Regions from separate parts of the Homo sapiens genome. Here all the other regions are linked to region 1. Evidence: chromatin loops called from intact Hi-C (ENCODE). Cell type or tissue: A673. All regions are shown on one strand. Links, peaks and the distances in the headings refer to the core of each region. The heading gives the core; the rest is flanking DNA.

The links. Hi-C counts contacts between places; a loop is a spot of excess contacts. Peaks named below come from ENCODE experiments on the same cell type or tissue, not always from the same donor. Only the 100,000 strongest peaks of a DNase experiment are listed, where the experiment ranks them.
Region 2: a loop joins it to region 1, with 4 times the contacts of the local background. A loop is called at or near these places in 2 of 110 quality-filtered maps.
Region 3: a loop joins it to region 1, with 6 times the contacts of the local background. A loop is called at or near these places in 3 of 110 quality-filtered maps.

What each region holds. Positions count from the first base shown.
Region 1 is chr4:180,445,665-180,454,090 of GRCh38, reverse strand. All of the region lies in intron 2 of LOC105377567 (a long non-coding RNA gene), which reads right to left. Among named protein-coding and RNA genes, the nearest start is that of LINC00290, 710 kb to the left of the region's middle. In A673, for the core only: a CTCF peak has its summit at 4,527; a DNase peak (open chromatin) is centred at 4,490; H3K4me3 peaks cover 853 bases; H3K27ac peaks cover 429 bases.
Region 2 is chr4:180,637,345-180,645,770 of GRCh38, reverse strand. No RefSeq gene overlaps it. Among named protein-coding and RNA genes, the nearest start is that of LINC00290, 520 kb to the left of the region's middle. RefSeq lists an enhancer at 4,972-5,658. In A673, for the core only: a CTCF peak has its summit at 4,059; no DNase peak of the experiment used is centred there.
Region 3 is chr4:180,560,817-180,569,242 of GRCh38, reverse strand. No RefSeq gene overlaps it. Among named protein-coding and RNA genes, the nearest start is that of LINC00290, 590 kb to the left of the region's middle. In A673, for the core only: no CTCF peak of the experiment used is centred there; DNase peaks (open chromatin) are centred at 3,612, 3,772, 4,122 and 4,952; H3K4me3 peaks cover 2,281 bases; H3K27ac peaks cover 4,788 bases.

The DNA of each region.
Region 1 (8,426 bases), core at 2,009-7,008:
ACATAAACTCAGAAACAACTTTAAAAAAATTCCCCAACAGCAGATTTATGACAAACACAAAATGAAAAGGAAACGTAATGTAGTCGGAAATGTTTTAAAGGATAATGTATGCTGTCAGTTGCCACACTTGGTTTTTATCTGGTCATTGAAAATGTCTTCATGTAGTGTTTTCTAACAATGATATGTTGAAAATGTTGCTCTGAAATGTTTTTTTTTAAATCTATACTTTTTTCTCCTCCTCCTGTTTTGGCCATGGATATAACACCTAATTCAAACAGCCACAGCATGATGGCTCTGGATTTTGTCTTTTTAATGATCAGTTTAGATTGTTCCATGCTCAATTTAACCGTAATAAACCAATCCATCAAATCCTACCTACTCAGTCGCTATGCTCAGACAGGTGATTTAAGTAAAATCAAGTAGTATCTCAGGAGCAGTTACCTTCCAATATTTGAATAACATGGCAGCAGGTCTAGTTCCTAGCCTAGTCACCTACATGGTGACATTTAAAACACATTCAAAAATGTTTCTCCCTGCTAATGTGAGACTGGAATTTTGCTATTTTTCTCAAATATCTTCATTTGTACACCCAATATTGTTGATCTGACATTAACCAACCTAAACTTCACGATTCCTTTCATGTTACATTTTGTTTGATATTTTAAGTCAAACTTGCCTACAACTTCTACCTCCCTCCATGGAGGGTGGTAAATAAAAAATAGATACATGACAATACAGAAATTAATGTATGACAGCTGCAACTCTCCGGGGGGCCACACAGACTGATGGGAGCGACAGATATTTACCAATTAAAATTAAATACAGCAAGTGTTAGGGATGCACATTCTAACAGAAGTGTGTACAAAGTACTCTGAGGAGGAAAAAGGCAAAATGGAGTACAAATTCATCTATCAAGTCTTCCAGGGAACCACAAGAAATGCAACAACAGTGTATGATAAATACTGAGTGAACAAGTGTTAATAAAATCTATGGGAAGCCATTGATTTGGACTGTGCTTCTGTACTACACCCTAACAGACCAACCCAAAATGGAGTCACTCAGGTTAAGGTCCCATGTCACCAAACCAAAACCAAGCTGTTTACTTGTAAGATGTGACCTTCTAAGAAATCAGGGGAGAGGTGAAAGTCAGATTTCCATGTAGGCTGGTTTCATGGAAAAAAAAAAAAGCCAGGAGACTCACAGCAACCAATCTGAAGGGGTCCAGTCAGCCTGAGCTGCTATGGTAAGGGCTTCCTGTGCTGTAACCCATGCAAGGAAAGTAACGTGAAGTAACCTGATACTGACCAGTCCACTTTGTGCACTAGGCTGTTCCCTTGTTCCTGCTCCAGCTGCCTTACACAAACTGACTTTTCTATCAGATGCAGAGGAGCTCCTGTGTACTTTATAGACTGGATGCTGCTCAGTTCATGAATCACTAATAAAAGCTAATTAGATCTTTAAAAACTCAATTTGTTGAAATTTTGTTCTTTGACAGGAGTAAGACCTGCGAGTAAAAGATGAGCAGGAAGCAGTCTTTCAAATAATTGTCTAAGGTCACTCTTCTTGAGCACATCCAAGAAAGGTCCTAAATCTACATCTGGTTATTTTCCTGTATTAGCTTCCCATTTCCTTGTAATTTCAATTTACTAAATGATTCATAATTTATTTTCCTGAGGAAAATAGAATGTGGAAAATGGCCACCTACAGGATGTCAAAAACGCCTAAACTACTAATGAGGTTTCTTTACAATAAGAGTTTTTTAAAAAAATTATATTATCACCAGCATATCTGCAGGAGTTCAAATGTAATACAAATCCAAGATTAAAATATTTAAAATCTTATAAGCAAATAATAAACTCATGGTATTTTACTCTATTCTCAGTTATCAAAAGAAAAATTTATAAAGAGGGTCCTTAACTTACAATGGTTTGACTTATGGTTCTTTGTTTTTTTTTTGACTTTTTGACAATGTGGAAGCTATATGCATTCAGTATCCTCCTTGGTTACAATGAGGTTGCTGAAATGTACTTTTGATTTATGCTATTTTCAACTTATAATGTGTTTATCTGCATGTAATCCTATTGCAAATCCAAGAGCATCTATGATCAATATATATTTCTAACTATAGAAATATATTGACAAAATATTTTTAATATATTGCTCATGTATACAACCTTCAGTTGATAATGATAAGAACATAGCTTAAAAACTCAAGAACTCAAATCCAACATTTTAGCCTTAAATATTATATTTAGATTAAATATTTTCATGTGTAGCAAATAAAGCACTATAAATAACTTCTTCCTTGTTTTGAAATAACAACTTTAATTCTCCTTCAGGAAATATAAAACAAAGCAATAAAAATGATTATAAAATAAATGATGAAGATCACTTAAAGGATAATGGCAAGATCAACTGCAATTTAGGCCATGTTTCAAGGTTCTGAAAAGCTTGATATTTACAAATATTTATCAATCTTTAGTGTCAAATAATGTTGAATAGGTATTGATTATTTACAAGTAATCTATATCCTAATATTAGCTTTGAATTTTGTTTGAATAATATATCTGTGAAATGAAGAATCAATATTTCATTTGTTTAATTTTAAAAAGCAGTTTGAAAGATAAGGATTCTTCTCTAATCCTAAGCATAGGGCCATAGTTTTAGCTATGGACAACAGGATGAAAATGGAGGAAGCAATATCTGTGAGAAACAAATGAGTTTTCCAGTCTAAAATTTTGGAGTGTAAATTCAAAACGGAAAACAATTTAACGTCATACATAATTGTCCTGAGTTTCCTAACTTTTGGAGTATCAGGAATGCCTCACTCCTATTCCAGAAGCTACCACTCCATTGAAGTCCTAAGAACTCTCTCTCACTTACCTGCCTATGATTTCTTTTCTTTAGCAGAGAATTCCCTAAAATAGTGGAAAAAGGTTTCTGAAAAGTAAGTACCCTGTCATGTGTTAGTTTTGATAATGTTTACTGTGGTTATTGAGACACACACAACTGAATAACAAAAGAGCCGTTCTAAAAGTCATCGCTTATGCTTTGACTTGGCATTCAGTGCATCCAAAACCATTCAACAAAAATATTTGTATAGCCTCATCCTCCTCTGCAGATCCATACCTGCCTACTGAACTATTCAGGTAGGGGCCATGTATAATTTGTACTTCCCAACCTCTTTGTTCCTGCTATTCTCATAGTTTGCAATGTCTTTCGGCTTTGCCCTTTCTTTCCTTCCTGACTTTGTCTTTTTTTTTTTTTTTTTTTTTTTTTTTTTGAGACAGAGTCTCACTCTGTTGCCCAGGCTGGAGTGCAGTGGCACAATCTTGGCTCACTGCAACCTCCCACCTCAATGGGCTCAAGCAATCCTCCCACCTCAGCCCCCCGAGCAGCTGGGACTACAGGCATGCGCCACCATGCCCGGCTAATTTTTGTGTTTTTTGGTAGAGAAGGGGTTTCACTATGTTGGCCAGACTGGTCTCAAGCACCTGACCTCAAGTGATCCACCTGCCACGGACTCCCAAAGTGCTGGGATTACAGGAGTGAGCCACTCTGCCCAGCCATAACTGTCTTAGCTATGGAAGTTCTATTCATACGTCAAAGTCAGGCTTGAAAGATTGCTTTCTTTCTCTAGAACTTTCCTCAGCCTCTTGTTTTTCAGACCAAGTTAACTGCCCCCATATCAGTGTTTCCATAGCATTTTTCTCATTTCTTATGGCATTTGCTGTACCTATACTTTATTTTTTTCTCTTTATTCTTGTCTTTCCTACTTGATCGCTAAAACCTTGAAGGCAGGATGATTTTAATATCTACATACACCTTACTGAACACCTTTAATATAATAAGCTATGATATCTGGCAAGTTATTTAGCCTTTTTGTCTCCTTTTTATACTTAGGAATAGTAAAGATGTCTATCACAAAATATTATTATGAGAATTTATTAAATGAAACGTTGAATATAAGTACAACGCCTGGGAGAGCAAATGCTAAAAAAAAATTAGTTATTAGTTTAAAGTAATGACCATATAATGAATATAAGCTTATTTCATGCATCCTTCAAGAAATCTAGCAAAATGTTTTGCATGTAGTAGGCACTCAAATACCGAATTAAATTGATATCTGCAACTATATTCTCTAAACTCTGAAAGCCAAGAGCAAATTTCTTTCAGCAGCAAAATTATTAGGGAATTCTGAAGTTCAAAAATCCTCTTCCAGGGTTGATATACTTTCATAAATTACCTGTATGAAATGTTAAGTTTCAGTAGCATAAACCCAGTCTCTGCTTGATATTGCCTTTCGTGGATAAATAAGTGAAACTTGGGGCCAGAAATCCCAGTTGGATATAAAAGCAAGGCGTAGGTAGAAAAAACACATAGAAGTTTAATATTATAGATCTTCCATCCTCCTACCGTGCTGGTCATTTCTAACTCCAGGCAGGCAGGATTCTAGTCACTGGAAACAGGAAATCGTCACTGACTAGGCAGCAGGGAGCTGGCAGCCAACTTGCGCCCTCTAAAGGAGAGGGAGCTTCACCACACATTTGTGGGCTGCAGAGAAAACCGTCTCTTCTTTATACATCTGTGGATAATGTCACTATATTTGATTTGGCACAAACACACTGAGAAACAAGTATCTTTGGTTGAATTTAGATGTGAGTCTCAGTTTCATATCTACCTGGCAATAATAAATTCTGATATTTACCTTGTAATGGTGTAGCACGTGATTATATACATTAAACCTTAAAATTATCCATCAGAAAGAAATACTGTAAAATCTGAAGAGGCTATATGTAGGTTTTAATCTTATACGGTCTATTAAAGCAGTCAGAATTTTCAAAGCAGTCAGAATTTTCTTTTTTTGTATATATTTTCAAAGCAGTCAGAATTTTCCAACAGTCAGAATTTTCTTTTTGTACATATTAACAAAGCAGTCAGAATTTTCTTTTTTTGTATATATTTATACATTTAATCTCCTTGCCAACTCTAGCTATTTTCTTTATCTTTGTGTAAAATCAATGGAAATAATAATAGTAGCTAAACAAACTTTGGAAGACTAATACTCATTCTCACAGTGAAGGTATACCTCTTTAGGTGAATTTAAGAGAAGCAGTTTGAATAGTAGCTTTTATGAAGATGGAGAGAAGCAGAAGGCTTCCAGTATATCACAGAGAGACGCAAGAAATATTTTTAAACCTCTTCTTTAATAATTCAAACCTAGCCAAAGAAGGTTGTACTCTCTGTTTCTTTGTGGACTCAGAGGTGTTTGGGCATTGGCGTCAAATTGGTTCTTTCCCAAGAGAAGCTTATGAGTGGGGTAAAAAACAAATGGAATCAAATAGAAGGGAGAAAACTATTCTCTTGCATTTATTATAAAAATAAGTGTAACATTATATAGTATACAATACAAAATGATACAAATGAGTTTTAGCACCTGTTAAAGAAAGTTTATGGGAGGCCATTGTTTTGGACCAGCCTCCTGCCCTAGGCCCCAGCAGACCAGATCAAACTAGAATGGAGTCACATATGCTAAGTGCCACCTACTCAAATTGAATTTTGAAACTGCCCAGTTTTCCAAAAAAAACAGGAAAGTCCAGTTGAACTTTGTTAGCATAATAAGGAAGTCCTCTCTGATTTTAACCCCATAAGAGAAGTCACTTTGAAATGATTCATCTGCTTTTTATTCACCATTTCTGCCTTCTTCAGACCTTTCCTGCCTATGAAACCAATTTCCTCGGCTCAGCTCATCTGAACATTTATTTTATTTTATAAAATGATGTGTTGCCTGATTCTAGAACCTCTGAAAACCATTAGATATTTAAACTAAATTTGCTGTTATTTTGCCTTTGACACATCTTAAATGTTTAAATATCTAGAATGAAAAGTGGTAAAATATTTTTAAATGTAAGTATAATATAAGAATATAAGAATATGTTTAGTAAGATTTTCAAAAGGGGCATTGTGAATATGACAGAGTTCTTGATTTAAACTATGAAGTAGTTTTTTTTTAACAGATTGTACAAGGTAAGACATGTTTTAGAATTGTTATCTTAAAATAACATGTTGGCATCATTATTATCTAGTTTTAATGGGTAAGTTTATGAGTAATATTTTTATGCACTTCTACATTTTCAAAATTTTGACTAGAGCACACTTTGACTTTATAATGAGAAAAGACTTATTAAACAAATAAGGCCAAATGCATGCAATCAATAAACAAAGATTAACAGACAAGTAGTTTCAATTCAGATCTGTGTTTTTATACGTTCTGCTTTAAATGTATAATTTATCTTCCAACTTCTTTCTATAGATCATAATTGCATTGATAGTTGCTGCTGGCATTTTAAATTTAAAGGTCCCATTTTTTTAGAATAAGAGAAACTCCAAACCTCAGCATCACAAAATATAACCATGTAACAAACGTGCACATTAACCCCCTGAATCTAAAATAAAAGTAGAAATTCAAAAACATAAGCTAATTGAATATTAACATTTATCTCTTTTTTTTTGCTTTAAGTTAAAGTTTGAAAAATAGTAAATTTGAAAGCTGACATAATTCAATTACACATGTTTTATATGGCATTCTTTTTAATAAAAGTGATTTCAGGAAAAAAAAAAAAAGAAACTAGACAAGACTCATCAGCAGTAACAGCCTGAATGCAGGAGATTCAGAGTTTTACACTGTCAAACAAGAGGGTCCATGCAAACTATCAGAGGCCAGAAGTATGTGCTCATATGCATTTAGTTTGCAGACACAGAGATATAGAGCCTCTGGAGCATCGAAAAATAAAACATATAATAAAGGTCTATGTCTACCTAATAGTTAATTGCAAAATCCTCTATAACTCTTGAAATCCCACATCACTCTTGAAAATCAGCTACCGTCTAAAGTACCAAAGTTGCAAAGAAGGCAAAGAATAAATTAGTGTCACCTGTTCCATTCCCATCTCTACATGCTCAAATCATGAATCTTCATTTCTTTTCTTTTCTTTCTTTCTTTCTTTTTTTTTTTTTTTTTTTGATAGGGTCTCACTCTGTCACCCAGGCTGGAGTTTGGTGGTGCAGCCACAGCTCTTCATGCAGCCTTGACGTCCCATGCTCAGATGATTCCCCTACCTCAGTCTTCCAAGTAGCTGAGACTACAGGTGCGTGCCACCGTGCCAGGCAATTTTTTGTTTGTTTGTTTGTTTTTTGATAGAGACAGGGTTTTGCCATGTTGGCCAGAGACAGGGTTTTGCCATGTTGGCCAGGCTGGTCTCAAACTTCTGGGCTCAAGCAATCTGCCCACTTTGACCCCCCAAAATGTTGGGATTATAGGCATGAGCCACTCTGCACCAGGTTCTTCATTTCTAAGAAGCTAAGTGGTTTCTGGCAGAAACAGAATAAAAATGGGCTACCTGGCATGGTGACTGTTCTACACTATCTCATAACTTTCTTCTTCCTTAACGCTATACATTCCACAATTCAGCTGGCTTTCTTTTGCTTATATTTTTCAGTAAACAAAGACAATTTATTACATAATTTGTTTTGAAATTTTGGTTGTGAAAAATGTTTTACATTTGAACGAAGATGTCAAATGACAAGAAAACAAGCTCTTAGCACTTGGGATTCAGCAGTGCTCTGCCCTAGTGTTCAGCGACTTTATGTACTCAGTTATTTACAGATCCAAGTATATGCTCACTTAGTATTAAAAAAATAGAGGAAGAGACAGCCAAATATAGAAGATTCTTTCGCAGCACTATGGTAATTTGACAAATTTTCCACATTAAAATGATAGTTATATTCTAATTTAAGGAGAGTGAAATTGAGACTGAAAACTGGTTCCTTATTTCAGATGCATAGGGCAACATACCTCAAGAAATATGGCTCTGCCTAGTTACACGGAGACGTGTGCTTTAGGAAACAAAGTGCTCAGCCTCGTGTTGCTATAGCTACACTTGTGTACCTGTAAGAATTCTGCAAAAATGAATCCCATTATATTGAAGAACAAAACACCAGAGACATTTCACTTGACAGAAAATTTAAATATATCTCCTTACAGAATATGCATCACTTTTAGTCACTTTGCAGGGGAGTGACCTGCTACTGTAGTAGTTCCATTCATTATATATGCATAAATTTTAAGACTATTGCTATTTGCACAGTACAAAAGAAATATTTGCATGCTGGGACATAATGAGAATCCATCACAATGAAAAGTTTCATAGTTTATGGGAAAATGTTTAGTTTTAATATGCTTGGTTCTTCAATTTGGGAATATGCCAAATTCTTTTGTAAAATCCTGTAAATTAGAAAGATCTTCCCCACTCCCTCATCAAATGCTTCTGGACCATAGGCTTCACCTCTGTTGCTTGTCATGATAAAAAAAAAAAAAGTTGATAGAATAAAAGGGAAATGGAGATTCTTCTTTTTCTACAATAGCA
Region 2 (8,426 bases), core at 1,601-6,600, 190 kb before region 1:
CATCAAGTAATTTGGGATTTGTCTGGCTGTTACTTGTTTCTGAAGGAGCAAATGGCAGTGGATAGGCACACATCAAAATTTTGAGCACCTTGTGGCTGTAACATTGAAACTTAATCCAAAAAAGATGAGAACAAAATAAATCCAGGTGCTGTTGTTGGCACGGTAACACCTGGAAACTATTCAAATCTGTATTGGTACATCGACTTTTGAAGGTCCATTTTCAGCTTTATAAACTCTAGATGGTGCAGGTTTACCTTTTCTTCCATTCCTATCTCACACTTATAAAAACGAGGATGAGTTATGAAAAAATAACTTAAAATGTGTAAAGTGCTTTTAGCACTTAGGTGCTAAAAGAGTCTTCAAATCTACACCAGATCCCACCCCCATTCCCAATTGACTTTTGATGATAAACATACCGTTACGACATTTAGCTAATAAATTTTCATGCGTCATGAATTTATGGTAGGCTGTACAATAAAAGTAACCATTCAAAGCCAACCACTCTAAAACAAATGATGACACCAATTTTTGCTAATTCTTTGAATTTCTTTGTAAGGAAAACAACAGGGAATGCACAAAGAATACTTTCGGGTGATTTATTAATCCAGGTGCTTACTTTCAAAATAAGTAAAGTCAGCCAAAAAAATGTTTGGTACTACTAATATATATTGAAGCAAGAAAGCAAAAGTAAACTAATTTAAGATAAACAGTATGCATACGTTTCTGAGATCTGCAGAGAGCCCTAGATATATAACAATTTTATAATATATTTGACACATATGTTCAGGACCCTTTTCCTGACTACTTGAAATAATCAAGTGTTTGCGGTAATCACAGTTTAACTGATAATTTTAAAGTTTTAAAATAATTTAAAATACACATTTATATCAGAAGTTAAAGAGTTGCTAAAGTGGTTCTAAAATAGTGTTTATATTTACTATATTCATATTTGATGGGGTTAAAATCCACATAGAAATCTTCTTTCTAATAAAAATTCCTATGGCTTGGAGTTCAAAATCTAGTCTTAATTTTATTTTTATTTAACTTTTATTCTACTATTTCATTTTCTGGAGTTCTTTTTTTCTTCCTTCTAATTTCATTTTCTTTATTGCTTTAGTATGCCATTACTGACCAAACATTTGAAACTAGAAAAATTTCACCCAATACATATCAGGGCATTTTCATGCTAAAATGTAATATTTACCAACAAGAAAATTGTGCAGAACCTTTACATAAAGGTGAAATCTTCAGAGGCTTTAGATTGTCACTCTTATGGAATCAGACAGTGCAGATGGTTGACAAAGTTCTCATCAAACCTGGGTACAAAACACCCTATGTAGCTGCATTTTTGCAAACAGCACACGTAAGTGGAAACAAAACAGCTCTATTATTTTAATTTTTGAATTCTTACTGATTATTTAGCAACATCAATGTTATAAATAACAAAATGATATTATATTATTTGAATCAAGAAAAACTCAACTATATATCACTTTGGATTTTTGAAGTAATCATAGACTATTGTTTTAATTTCCAGAAATTGCATAAGTTCTTTAACTACTAAGATATGCTTTATATATTCTCCAGAAACAATGAGGTACAAACAGAATTCATTAAACTACTTGCATATAAAGCCTGTAATACCACGAATTTCTTTTAATAAATATGATAATCTTAAGTTAAAAATACTTGATTTAGTGTCTGTCTTCACCAAACACTTATCACTATGGCCTGAACAGGTATGACTTCTGTTCAGAATAGGATAGATTATTCTTCCTGAACTACATGATATTTTAAATTTTATTATTAACTAACGGCATATATGATATGATTCTCAATTCTATAGCTAAAGTTAAGGAATCTTGCCTCCAAATTGGAGAAGTTTATTCATTCACAGAGGCGTTATTTGTTTTCATACGTGTCAAATAGTTAGATAGGGACTATGCTCATTTTATATGATAGTTCTTAGAAGTACATCCAAATGGTTGTCTACAGATGGGATACAATTCCAGAGAATTCATTAGCTGTTCAGCACAATTCTAATATTTCTTACTCAACATACAACTTATTTATTCCATCAATATAACACATTGAATTGATTTATTCAGGAGAATTGAATTATATCTCATAACCCAGAATTTTTCAGCAACTACCCATGTAAGCTTTAAGTATGTTAGAGAAATAAATTTTACCTTAAAACATATATATCAAAACTGAACTTCTGTACTGCTCTAATTTTTTTTATTCTGTGCATGCTAAGCTAAGCATAGAGCTTTTTTTTTTTTTTTTTTTTCTTTTTCCTGAGACAGGGTCTCGCTGTAGTTGCGGAGGCTGAAGTGCAGGCTGGAGTGAAGTGGCGCAATCACGGCTCCTGCAGCCTCCACCTACCAGGCTCACAGGATCCTCCCACCTGGGCGTCCTAATCAGCTAGGCTGGGACTACAGGCACATACCACCACTCCTGCTAATTTCATTTTTTTTTTAATTTTTTTTTTGAGACAGTCTCCCTATGTTGCCCAGGCTGGTCTCGAACTCCTGGCCTCAAGCAATCCTCCTGCCTTGGCCTCCTGAGTAGCTGGGATGACAAGTACATGCCACCACACACAGCTATTACTTTTTTTTTTTTTTTTTGTCTATCCTGCCTCAGCCTCCTGAAGTGCTGGTATTACAGATGTGAGCCATCACCCACTTGGCCTTTTTTTTTTTAAGTGTGAATTAGATAATCAGGAAACAAAAACAAATTGGAAAAAAACCCTGATATTTATCAGACCGTATAATTTTCTAAAGTTGCTCTTGCTCGGAATCAACAAGTGGCAAAATCAACAAGTGGCAGAATAATCAGATGGAAGAAAGAGCCGATAGGTAGGCAGAGTTAAAAATTTTACCCCAAACACCTTTTTCTTTGTGGTCGCCTATAGCTGGTACTGCTTAGCTTTCCCAGGGAGCCTGTCTGCGCGGGGCACTGTCCTCTTCCATGGAGAGGACTAAACGCGTCTGTAGGAGAGAGAAAGCCTAGCCAGAAAAGCCTTACAGGAGGCCGGGTGCGGTGGCTCACGCCTGTAATCCCTCCAAGCCTTTGATAGGCGGAGGCAGGTGGATCACCTGAGCTCAGGGGTTGGAGACCACCCTGGACAACATGGCGAAACCCCTAAAAATAAACAAAAAACAAACAAAAAAATACACACACACAAAATAAATTAGCCGGGCGTGGCGGCAGGTGCCTGTAATCCCAGCTACTCGGGAGGCTGAGGCAGGAGAAGCACTTGAACCCGGGAGGCGGAGCTTGCAGTGAGCCGAGATCGCACCACTGCGTTCCAGCCTGGGTGACAGAGCGAGACACTGTCTCCAAAACCAACACCATCATCACCACCACCACCAACAACAAAAACACAAGAAAAGGAAAAAAAGAAAAGCCTTACGAGAGAGTCAGGCAGAATTGGGGGATTTTACCACAAAAATGATCGCTAGTGAGACTCTCTCTTCATAGAATTGATTTTGAGGTAACCTGGAGCTCCTTGTCCAATAATGGCGTCCCCTCATTAGAAAATACACTTATTCCTAGGATGTTTTCTCTGTTCAATTCATTTCTGGAGCTCCTCTTTGGGAACTGACGTCAGAGTCAATTTAGGACCCACATAAGAAAATCCGTTCTCATTAGTGTAAGGTCAAGCCTCAGACATCAAAACAGTGTAGCCTCTTGGGTCCCGTCAACTTTGACGATAAATGATGCCACACGGCTCTGAATCTCTTTGGCTCTGTTTATACTGGTTAGAAATTGAACATGTACAACCACTATTAGTGGTCAGGTAAGCAAAAATCTTTCCTTCGACTTATTTCACAATTGCTTAAGTGTCTTCAAACTGAAAATGTGACTCTTGTAACGTTTTAAACTCATGGATTTATATTTTACAATTCTATGCGTAATTTTAGCCATGCTGTAAACACCATAAACATTATTTCCAATTTTAAATAATATAAATTATTACATTATGCAAGGAACTTCCCTATAATAGTGTGATGTGAAATTAGCAATAATTATTTGCAACTCCATAATCTCACCAAATGGTGGCACATGTACCGTGTTTTCTGTAGACTGAGACTTGTGAGTTTCATTCCTAGTACGACTTGGCATTAGCTGCTTCTATAATATTTCCTTGCATTTTATAAAATCATTTGAACTCCTCTAAAGGTTTCAACATCAAATTTTATGTTTTATTTTAATCATCAATAACTATGTAGCTCTCACCTTTATTTGCATTTTGTAATAAAATTTGAATTTTCTACAAAAGGATCTGTTCAGTATTAGCAAGGACACAATGGCAGTCTTTCTGGCAGGGTAATGAACTTGAAAAATTAGCATTTTTTTCTCTATTGCAATGATTTTATGTATCTCTTAATTTATTCAACAATCGTTTATTCATGAAATATTTACTGAGTACTTGCAACGTGTCAGGCAGCATGCTAGGCATTTGCAATAAAACTGTAAACGAGACAGACACAGCCACCTACTTCATGGACCTACAGGAAAAACAGACTGGTCAAGGTGTTTCATCATGTTCAGATATATATATATATATATATATATATATATAAAAAATATATATTATATATATCTGATAATATATAACTATTATCTTTAGGGCATGCTTCATCCAGTACATGTTAAACATGGTTTAATGGAGTTGTTTTTTGTTTGTTTGTTTTTAGCTACTACATTGCATAATAAATCCCATGCTAGTTAATCCAAAATTATTAGTAAGAAAATCAGGTGAAGAAATTAGAATGCAGGTGAGATAGTGATAATGTCTGGGTTTTTTGAGGTCTTTGATCTTAAGTAAGTAACAAGCTTTCTAAGTCTATGTTTTCTCATCTGTAAAATGGGGTTAAGAACCTGTATCCCTGGGGTAAATCTTATATATGAAAATCTCATATATATATATATAAAATATATACTTAGAAAGCATTATCACATGTATGTAACATGTACTAGATGAAGCATGCCCTAAAGATAATAGTAGATTTTGGAACCCCAGATTTGGCTTTGGACAAGTTATTGAAGTTAACGATTGATTTCAGTACTCTCATTTGTATTTTACACACTGTATTTTATATTGTATTCTCTCAATATTTCATAATGTTGGATTGGTTGAAATATTGAGTGGAAATAACTACAGAGGTATAAAACACAGAGTTAGCACTTCATAAATGGTAACTAAACAATTCCATAATGTCACCACTGGTCCCTTCTTCCCCTTGCTTAGAACATTGCTTCTTCAATGCTGCAAGTCACTTTGAAGCAAACTTCCTTCATTTATGGAAGAATCATCTGACTGTCTCCTTTAGTTATGTAGATGTGAAGCAATTGGAAGCAATTAGAATCTTCTTTCTTTTTTCTTTTGGGTCTAGCCCGCCAGGAGCCCAACCGTGTAGACATGAGGTTGTGTTTGTGGTTGCACATCCTTTGCTCTCTGGAAGCTTTGCTTTTGTCTTAAAGAAGAGGCTGGAGCTAAATTTGCCTGGGCATCAGTCTTCAGGGAGGAAAGCATTCATAAACCAACTCCTATCTCTTTGAATTCAAAATGCTTAAGCCTCGTTTCTTCCATTGGTCTTGACAGAAGTGAATCGTTAGTAAAACACAGGCAGAGTTTGTGAGAGTATCCAAAAAAAAAAAAAAAGAAAAAGAAAGAAAGAAGGATCTCAGATATCCCAGACCAGTGACCAATGACCAAGGTTCAGCATCCAGACAGAAAATGTGTCTGAAGAGAACCACTTCTGGAAACATCATGTACCCCCTCTAGAGATGCCTTTGTCACTCTGGGTGTGCCCCAGGGAAGTAGACTTGAGTGTGTTTCTGTGAAAGCTGTGTCACTGGGTGCTGCAGGATTGGCAGTCCAGGCTCACTGCCTTGGTATCAGGAGACTGTTGGAGACCTCCAGAGGGAATGCTTTCAGCAAAAAGATGGAACATCAGTCCATCTTTTTTAAATGATGAAAAATAGGACTGACCCTTTGGACTGGACGTGTACTTTGGAAATTTGGGTGGACACAAGAACCTTAGGAAAGGAAAGTCAGTTTGGTGGCTTGGAGAATTGGTGGGCTAAGCATGATTGTGTCAGAAGCGTTCGAACAAGAGCAATTACATCTTGAATAGAGGCTGGGTAAAATGAGGCTGAGACCTACTGGGATGCATTCCCAGATGGTTAAGGCATTCTAAGTCACAGGATGTGATAGGAGGTTGGCACAAGATAGGTCATAAAGACCTTGCTGATAAAACAGGTTGCAGTAAAGAAGCCAGCCAAAACCCACCAAAACCAAGATGGCAATGAGAGCGACCTCTGGTTGTCCTCATTGCTGTATTCCCACCAGTGCCATGACCATCTACAAATGCCATGGTAATGTCAGGAAGTTACCCTATATGGTCTAAAAAGGGGAGGCATGAATAACTCACACCTTGTTTAGCATATCATCAAAAAATAACTATAAAAATGGGCAACCAGAAGCTCTCGGGGCTGCTCTGTCTATGGACTAGCCATTCTTTCATTCCTTTACTTTCCTGATAAACTTGCTTTCAATTTACTCTATGGACCCACCCTGAATTCTTTCTTGTGTGAGATCCAAGAACCTTCTCTTGGGTTCTGGTTTGGGACCCCTTTCCTGTAACAATTGTGTTTTAACTAAGACAAAAAGAGTTATCTAATATTACCCGTTGGCTATTGTTTAAAGTATTGGTTCTCCATCAATGCTTTTACTGTTTTATATCCATTTATACAACAACAAAACCCAGAAAGTTACATTTGTTATTAATAGGAACAATATTTTCTGATGACTTCAAATTACCAAAAATATTTTTTAAATACTTTGAATGCTTATAGGGCGTTGAAAATCCTCACCACTTAACTTAGCCTTGAGAACATCTTCTTTAGGAGACATCTGAGCAAGATCCAAGTATAGATATATTTCACAGAACATGGAGGTAAATATAGATTTGTACATTATGGATGGAAATCAGTTTTTAAAATTCAGATATACTAGGAATGTAAGTGGCATTGCCATTCATTTTTCCATATAGGACCATGTGGATTTTTTCCCTGAGAATATAACACTATCTGTTATTGTTCAAGGTGTACCATAAGTAAGAGAGCCTAAGCACAATTTTTTTAAAATCCTAAAGTATTTATTCTGCCAACACTCCTAATTATCCACACTTTATTCAAGTTATCAGCATAAAAAAAGATTGTGAAGTTTTTTACCTGGATGTATTTCTAGATCAAATGATTCACGCTTATGTCCAGAAATTTGCAGAAGCCAGTAGGCATTTTATTTTTCTCATATGAAATTGGTTCGTCGAGAAGGAAACAATGAAATATCATGCCCACCAGAGGGACTGATCCTGAAATCTGTGGAGCATTTCCAGAACATCGCAGGTTAATGTAGCTTCTTCCAAGGCCTTCTGCTTGTCTTCACAGCTCTCTGAATGCCTTTACCCACTTTCTGATCATCCTTACCCAGGCAAGCTCTCCCTCTTTCCTTTTCCTTTCTGCTCTGGTGTTTTGAGTCAGTAATAGCAGTCACTCCACCTGTACCCTGATGTTAGCAAAAGGTTCTATTGGGACCGGCACTTCTCTCCACACTTCGAGTGAATTTCAATGTTGTACATCTTCAATAGCCACTGGCTGCCTTGTCTAATACGTTCCCAAAGCCTTTTAACAATGAATCAACAAGGGGTGAAAGGAAAAGCCTGGGACCGACACAGCGGGGGCGCCCCCAAAGGAATAGCTTGTGCTGCACTCAGTGGTGGTGGTTGTGGGGAGGGGAGGGCCCTGTTGGAGAAGGGACAACACTGAGTTCACACAAGGGCTCCTGGACAAGACTTATCTCTGCCAGTGATACACGGTCCACAAGCCTGGGACAAGAATTGCTGAGTCAGAACATATCCTCATCATCTCTCTTTTTACTACCATAATAGTAATTTACCATCATCTAGTTCTTTTGTGGCATCGGCATATTCAAGGTCTCACAGCCACTATATTTCGCATGACTTCCCTCAGCTCTGTCATTTTGCTTTCTCTAAAATAAAAGTTGGTTTCAAGTTCATTATGCTAACCACTTTAGGTCTTGGGCATATCTTCTCCGTCCTTGATTTAAACTATCCTTAGAAAAGCCTCATATATCTGATTTATGTCTTTATATTACTAATAAATAAGTTAAAGAAAGCTAGAATCACTGCCGTTTTTTTGCACCCACCATTGGGCAATTTTTATGCAATTGAAATACTGCTTATTTCCACCTCACTGGCACAGCACTTCATGACTCAGGTCTAAGGAAAGTACCTAAGGTATTAAAATCCAGAAAAATTACATCAAGGGCCGCAAAAATGAAATCTTTTCTAATACAACTTGAAAATGGCAAAGAAATATAGAATTTGAAG
Region 3 (8,426 bases), core at 1,601-6,600, 120 kb before region 1:
TTTAAAATTCCTAAAATGTTACTGTGGTCACCAAACCCAAGAAAAGCATAGTAGGTTAAATTTATATTTAAAACATTTGCGGCTTTCCTCGTAATTAAGCAAACAAGTATATCACAAAATCTTTAACTCTCTTACGGGTGAAAAGAAGGTTTGTAAACGTATGTCCTATTTAAACACAAATATTTAAAATGCTGTATGTGAGAAGGTTATATGAGGTGAGTGTTTTGCAGGTCTTTGAAATCCGCCTTTTGTTAGGGTTTTAGGGTAAAATTTTGTGTTTAAAATATTACTGATCATTTATTTGGGAAAATATCCCAATTTACAACTAACGTTATAATTTAAATTAATGTGTCTTAAAATGCAACTGACCTTTATCTAGTAAATTATGAATGAATTCATAACCACTGCTATGGTTCATGGCCATTTTTTAAGGATAGAAGCAAGTGCTGGAGGAAAATATGATTTACTAACAGACTGCTTTGAGAATGGAATATTTTAATAATTTGGGTTTTCTAGCCAAATGAATTGCTGCTAGAGATCATTTATATTTCAAACTATGACATTGAAAATCTTCCTGACGTCTGTTATTCCCAGTCCCCGGGCCGATGTCTGTAGGCACCGGGTAAATATTTGTTGAAGGCGATGCAGGGCTGATTCCAGTCCTGAAACTGTCGCAAGGGTGTGCGGTGAGTGCCCCTCCTGGGAATGTGCTCTTCAAACTAGCACAGAAAGAAGTATGACTTTCTTCTTTCTTTTTTTTTTTTTTTTTTTTTTTTTTTTTTTTGAGACGGAGTCTCGCTCTGTCGCCCAGGCTGGAGTGCAGTGGTGCGATCTCGGCTCACTGCAAGCTCCGTCCGCCAGGTTCACGCCATTCCCCTGCCTCAGCCTCCCGAGTAGCTGGGACTACAGGCTCCCGCCACCATGGTCTCGATCTCTTGACCTCGTGATCTGCCCGCCTCGACCTCCCAAAGTACTGGGATTACAGACGTGAGCCACCGCGCCCAGCCGGCAGAAAGAAGTATGACTTTCTAATCCAAAATCAGATTTCGCCATTTAGAGAAGATTTGAGAAATTCTGTTTGTATTTAAATCATCCTCATCCCACCCTCAAGCCTCAAGAAAGATGAGAAAAGTATACTATGTGTGGGGAATGCTTTTATTCAAAAGCTTGTTCCTACCTTCCTTCAGGAGACATGTCACACTGCACATTTTGTCTTACATTATTTTGAATATATTAATTGTCTATTACGCATAATGATCATATACTACTAGCCCATAGATCCCATGAGGACAGGAGCCATGTGGATTTTATTGATTAGTGTGTACACAGCACCTGCCACATACCTGACACAGATTAGAAACTCACTATGTATCTCTCAAATGAATTAATGAATATTAAATATTGAATTAATGAATAGTGAAAACCAGGCAATAAGAATGTTTTAGCAGCTGATATTTATTAAATTAGGTTTTCCTAGGTAGCTCACGGCAGCTAAGCTAATTACAGTAAGTCTTCACTTAACATCATTGATAGGTTCTTGGAAACTGTGACTTTAAGCAAAACAACGTATAATGAGAGCAATTTTCCCATAGGCTAATTGATATGAACAAGATTTTAGCTACTAGGGCATATTTCTGGTCTCCTAAACATCAGCAAACTTCTAAATAAAGACCAAAACATTTTCATATAAACATTTAAATAAATGTGAGCTGGACATACATTTAAGAAGGATTAATCAAAACAAGTAAGATAATTATTCACCAACTTATTCCAGTCCAGGGTCCCAGGTGGCTGGAGCCACCCACTGACACCCACACTCACCCATAAACACCCTCACTCATTCACTCTCATTCACACTCACCCACACACTCACACGCACCCAAAAAACACACTCGTTCACTCTCGCTCACACTAACCCACACACTCACACGCACCCACAAACACCCTCACTCATGCACTCTCACTCTTACCCACACACTCACACTCACCCACAAACACCCTCACTCATTCTTTCTCACTCACACTCACCCACACACTCACACGCACCCACAAACACCCTCACTCATTCTCTCACTCCACTCACCCACACACACGCACCCACAAACACCCTCACTCATTCACTCTCACTCACACTCACCCACACACACGCACCCAGAAACACCCTCATTCACTCTCACACACGCACCCACACTGACCCACACTCCCCCTCATTCACCCTCACCCCTACTCCCCCTCATTCACCCTCACTCACCCACACTCACCCTCATTCACCCTCACTCACCCACACTCACCCTCGTTCACCTTCACTCACCTTCATTCACCCTCACCCACACTCACCCACCCAATCACACCCACACCGATGCTCACTCACCCACACACCCTCACTCACCCACACACCCACCCAATCACATTCACACACACCCTCACTCACCCTCACCGTCACCCACACACCCACACACCCTCACCCTCACTCACACTCACTTTCACCCTCACCCACACTCACTCACACTCACCCTTAGTCACACACCCACACATTCACACATACCCACACACCCACACTGACCCACACACACCCTTGCTCATTTACTCTGTCACACTCACCTACACACTCACCCACACTGACCCAAACTCACCCTCATTCACCCTCACTCACCCACCCAAGCACACTCAGCCACACTGATGCTCACCCTCACCCACACCCACATACACCCTCACCCACACACCCACCCACTCACATTCACCCACACCCTCACCCTCACCTACACCCACTCACCCTCACACTCACACACCCTCACACTCACCCTCACCATCACCCACTCTCACCCACACACCTGCACCCTCACTCATACACCCTCACCCACACTCACACCCACACTCACAATCACCTACACTCAGTGACCCTCACCCACACTCACCCTCACACACCCTCACTCAACCTCACTGACCCTCACACACACCCACACTCACCCAGTCACACTCACCCTCACACATTCACATTCATCTGCATTCACCCTCACCCCCACACTCACACCCTCACCTCATCTCACCCACACTCACCCTCACTCACACCCAGTCACCCTCACTCACCTACAGTCACCCACACTCACCCTCACACTCTCACACTCTCACCCCCCACTTCCTCCCACTCACCTGTATTCACCCACACCCACTCTCACATTCACAGTCACCCACTCCCACACTCACCCTCACCCACTCACCCTCACCCACAAACACCTTCACTCACCCACTCACCCACACTCCCTCCTGCTCACCCACACTCACCCACATTCACCCTCACCTGCATTCACCCAAACTCCCTCCCGGTCACCCACACTCACCCACACCCACTGTCACACTCACACTCATTCACACGCCCCCACACTCACACTGGGCCCTGAGGACGCACCAGCTCAAAGGGCTAAAGGACACCTCTTGGGGATGTGGGAGGAAACTGGAGTCCCTGGAGTAAAGCCACACAGGCCGAGGGAGAAGGGGCAGATCCTGTACACACCGGGGGCCCGATGGGTAGCAGCTGTTTTCTCTTCACCATTATAACAAAACAACCCTGTAGGGACCAATGTTATTGTCAGACCTGAAGTGTAATGAAGCGCCCCCTTTTTCTAAGTGGGTCTCACTCACAGAGATGCCATTAAAAATTATTCCTGGCCAGGCGCAGTGGCTCACGCCTGTAATCCCAGTACTTCGAGAGGCCGAGGCGGGTGAATCACCTGAAGTCAGGAGTTCGAGATCAGCTTGGCCAACACGGTGAAACGCCGTCTCTCCTAAAAATACTAAAATTAGCCGGGCGTCTGTAATCCCAGCTACTCGGGAGGCTGAGGCAGGAGAATAGCTTGAACCCGGGAGGCGGAGCTTGCAGTGAGCCAAGATCATGCCACTGCACTCCAGCCTGGGCAACAGAGTGACACTCCATCTCAAAAAAAGAAAGGAAGGGAGGAAGGAAGGAAGGAAGGAAGGAAGGAAGGAAGGAAGGAAGGAAGGAAGGAAGGAAAGAAAGAAAAAAGACTCCTAACTCCCAGCTTGTCACTCTTGGAATAGAGTGCCGTCTCTTTTACAGGGTATGAGGAAGTGGGAGGGAAGGTGAAAGGAGTCATTGCCAGAAGGGCCCAGGGTCTCCCAAGACTAACGCATCCTTCCTGGTTTCACGATGCCATTAGAGCCAGAACAACGCCTTTACTTTTTTCTTTTTTTTGGAAGGCAGTCTTGCACAGATCCAAACCAGGTGGAAAAATGCTTAAGGTTTCCCCACTTTCTCAAAAAATGTCATCACTAGTCCCAAATCAGTTAACCCTTTGCTCACATAAAATGCATTTGTACTCCTTAAATGCACCAACAAATAACGATTCCAGTTGACCCTGTTAAATCTAAGAACACATAAGAGTAGGATTAAACAGTTTGGCAGGCAGGTTCTCTGACTGCTGAACTCTTGGAAATACAATCACTCACCCTAGATCCTTTTTCCTCACATAAGGGCTATGAAGCGAGCTTTCTAACTATCCTTCAGCTGAGCACATAGCTTTCTTCAAGGAACGAACACCACTTCATCCTAATTGCTATTGTTTCTTTTCATAGCTGGCACTATCTCTGCCTTCTTGGCTCGTGGACTGTGCGAGAAGCAGATGTAAGGGGAGGGCTTTAAACTGAGAAGGGAAGACAGGTAGTAAATCTAAAATACAAAATTAATTAGGAACTAATTCAGGAAGAGAGTATAACTTGCTGACTTTATTGCCATCTTCAAAGCAGATGGGGCGGTGGTAAAATTCCCTTTCAGCAGCAAAGTGAAACAACAGTCAAATGTGAATTCCATCTTAATAATTATTTTTGCCTAAATACAGCCCTCCTTTGAAGAGACAGAGACTAGCAAAAAATAAACTTACAATTACGTGTTAGTGCAGGGAAGATGTGGTCTGGATAACACCAAGGGGATTGGCAAAGACATTCATCTCTTTGTTCAGAAATCATTATATCGACCTTGACTTACTGGCATGTAGCAGGCTCAGGCTGGCCTGCGCAGCAGCAGAGTCCCACCCTCCATCCAGCCAGGCCCCCCTGGCCAGCTCATTCTCCTTCACTGATTAAAGTAAGGAGAGCAAGTCCCTCAGTCACAGGATCCCCAAGATGAAAGGCATTTAAAAATAGTTTGGAACACACACAAAAATCTTCCTTTACCATTAATAAGGATTTCTCTTGTTTATTTTTTTCGATGACAGCTTTTTAGAAAGAGCCTATTGTTTTGGTTTGTGAGAGACAGAAACTTGTTAGTTTTTCTTCTTTTAAGTTAAAAAAGACTAACGGGAGCTATTAGCAGTTGGAGTGAAACTCATTCTTCATTGCCAAAATCATAAATGTTATATCATGTGAAAATATAAATGTCAAAGGATTTATGGTAGGGTGGCCCTTTAAACACCCCAAATCCAATACAAAGCAATCTACTATTGTAATGCATAGACAGAAAAATATCCCTTTTTCTTTTTAGTATATTACACTGGCAGAGATACTCTGAAAATAGTTCAGGATCAGAAAAACGTTCATGGCCCTTGTGTTGTTATCTTGCAAATTGGGGACTATCTATACTCACCCTGCTCTCCCTGTAGAGCCTGCACTCAAATCCCAAATGTTCTGTGAGAACTGGCGAAGACACCTCCTCCAGGGAGCCTTCCCTGATTTACTTCCCTTTAAAAGAATCATGCTATTGACTTGAATCTTTCAGCAATTGTGGACCGAACCCTTTACCAGGATATTTAATACTGACACACACTTTCAGATCTGTTTCATTCTCTTTTAAAATGTAATGCTAATAAAATAAATAGCTGCATATTGCTAATGCACGTTATCTTAGACATATACATCTAATTTCCAAAATTAGATTGACGGTTGAGGTAGCATATTTTTAAATCACAAAATAGGGTTGTATATATTTTTCCATCTGTTTGGGGGATCCTTTCCCTTTCTTAGTCCAGAATATTCCTATTCACTTTTAAGAGCCAGCCAAATAAGGCTTCTGTTTGAATAAGGGCTTCTACGTGAAGAGCACCACTGCCCCAGCCTGGCACAATCCCAGTCCTTTGTTCGTCTTTACAAGACAGCACTCTGCCGTTTGTGTCTTTCTGGTCTGTTCTCCCATTTACCTGTCAGTATCCACTGAGTTCCGCCAAAGCAGACACATGGATCATTTATTCATGTCTGAATCCCCAGGACACAGAGAATACAAATGTGTAGGCTGTGGTACTCAATCACCGGTATTATATGTTTGAGAATGAATGCTATAACATCGCAACATTTTTAAAAATATGATACAACGATAGCCTTTTAAAGTGTGTTTTAAGACATTTGGAAATTTACACATTCTACTGGGTTACTGTACATTAAAAAATAACCCTTAAATCTAGCAGAATGATAGGAAATAAATTAGCTGGCTTAGGATGCTGTGATATTTCTACATGTGATTCAAAAATTACTCTATTTGAATAAAACTTTTGACGAATGCTGCTCAAAATGTGTTCCTAGAACGGCAACATCATCATCATCCCTGGGAACTTGTTAGAATGCACCTTCTCAGGCCTTTTCAACACCCTCTGAGTCAGAAATCCTGGGGTTGGTGGGCAACAAGCTGAGTTTCAGCAAACCTTCCAGATGATTCGAATGCTCACTAAAGTTGAATAACTATTGTGATTTTATTGGGAGGCAGAGGCACAAGAATCGCTTGATACCAGGAGGCAGAGGTTGCAGTGAGCTGAGGTTGCGCCACTGCACTCCAGCCTTGGTGACGGAGTAAGACTCCATCTCCAAAAACAAAACAAAATAAACAAACAAACAAACTATTGTGATTGTATTGAAATATGAAAATCTGTAAGCAAATACTCTAATTATAATTTTGAAAATAAGATTTAAAAAGAGGAATGCTTTGGTCTTGGATGCAAATGTTTAATTATAGGATGTGCTTATCTCACTTTTTCTTTTGTCACCTTTCATAGCTCTTTATAGCTTCATTTTCCACATATGTTTGTGAGGTCTTCAAAGCCAGAGGCCTCTAAGTCACATGACCATTATTCTAGTTAGAAATAACCCTGTTGAAATTTATTTTGACTTCTAGGATTATACGCCTTCGGTCTAAGCTAAGACTGCTATACTAATTCCTCCTCCAGCTCTGTGATCTAAGGAGGAGAAAAGTGTAAGTAGGGCCAGAACATTAACTCAACGTCAAAAGCCTTTTGTGACATGAAACAATTCAGGAGACACACAGTCCGGTCATTTCAAACTGGGCCTTATCTCTCAAGCTCTTTTATTTTGTTATTTTTTATTTCCATTTAATATTTCTTTCTCCAGAAACTCTTCACTCTTTATGATATTCCTGTATTTTTTTAAATGGCAGAAACTTTGGTATTTCCAAAAAGCAAACAAATAAATGATACTGACCTTCTAATTTAACATTTTAATATTATAGAAAATGAAACCAAAGTTAATAGGTTAAATTATTTTCTTGAGATCTTCTACTTAAAGACAGAAGCAAGATTTGTTGCTCAGTGATATGCGTGTGTGCGTGTGTATGTGTGTAAATATATAATTGGGTAGGATAGGAGGACAAATACATCCAAAAAATACAGTAATTTTCTCTACATTATTATTTTTAGTTGTTTTATAGTGTACTATTTTGAATCTTACAATACCTTTCCTGATGAAAATGCAAATAAATAAATAAATAGATGGAAATAAACTCTTGTGTCATCTCTTCTTTCTAATAATCCTACACTGTAATAAAATTTTGCCTTTAGAAATTTTTGCTCATAAACAAAATATAAAGAGTGTTTGTTAAACACAAAGTCCCAGGTGAGTCACAAATTTAGGACAGAAAAGTTGAAACATTAAAATACAAACTGAATAGGCAGTTTTAACAGCATGCATAATTTCTTAGACTTATTTTGAATCATATTCCATTAACATCTTTGTTTTATTTATTTAGGACTCTTAGCTGAAGCTTTGTTCAGGGTGTTTTGGTTCATGACATCCTAATAAGTCCTTTCATTTCTGAATTTTTTCTTTCCTCCCTCTCTTCCTGAGATGTATGTAATACTTCCTCTACATTGGATTGCTAAATTCTGTTTCTGTTGAGATATCTGCCAAGCTTACTGACTCATAGTCCAAATGCCTTTACACAGAATCTGTCGGGGAGAAATAATCCTAGAGAACCTGCTACTGGAGCCTCATTTTAGAGATAAAGAAAGAGAAACCAAGATGTTAGCTGGAATTAGCAGAATAAAAGCAGACTTCAATCCAGAACTTTTTCCACTACATGAAAAAATTAACTCCCGTACATGAAAAATGTGTAAGTCATATAAACAATAATGTTTTACTGATGGACAGTTTTTAGTATACAGGTTAAAAATCTAGACTTTAATTTCAGTCAGCCT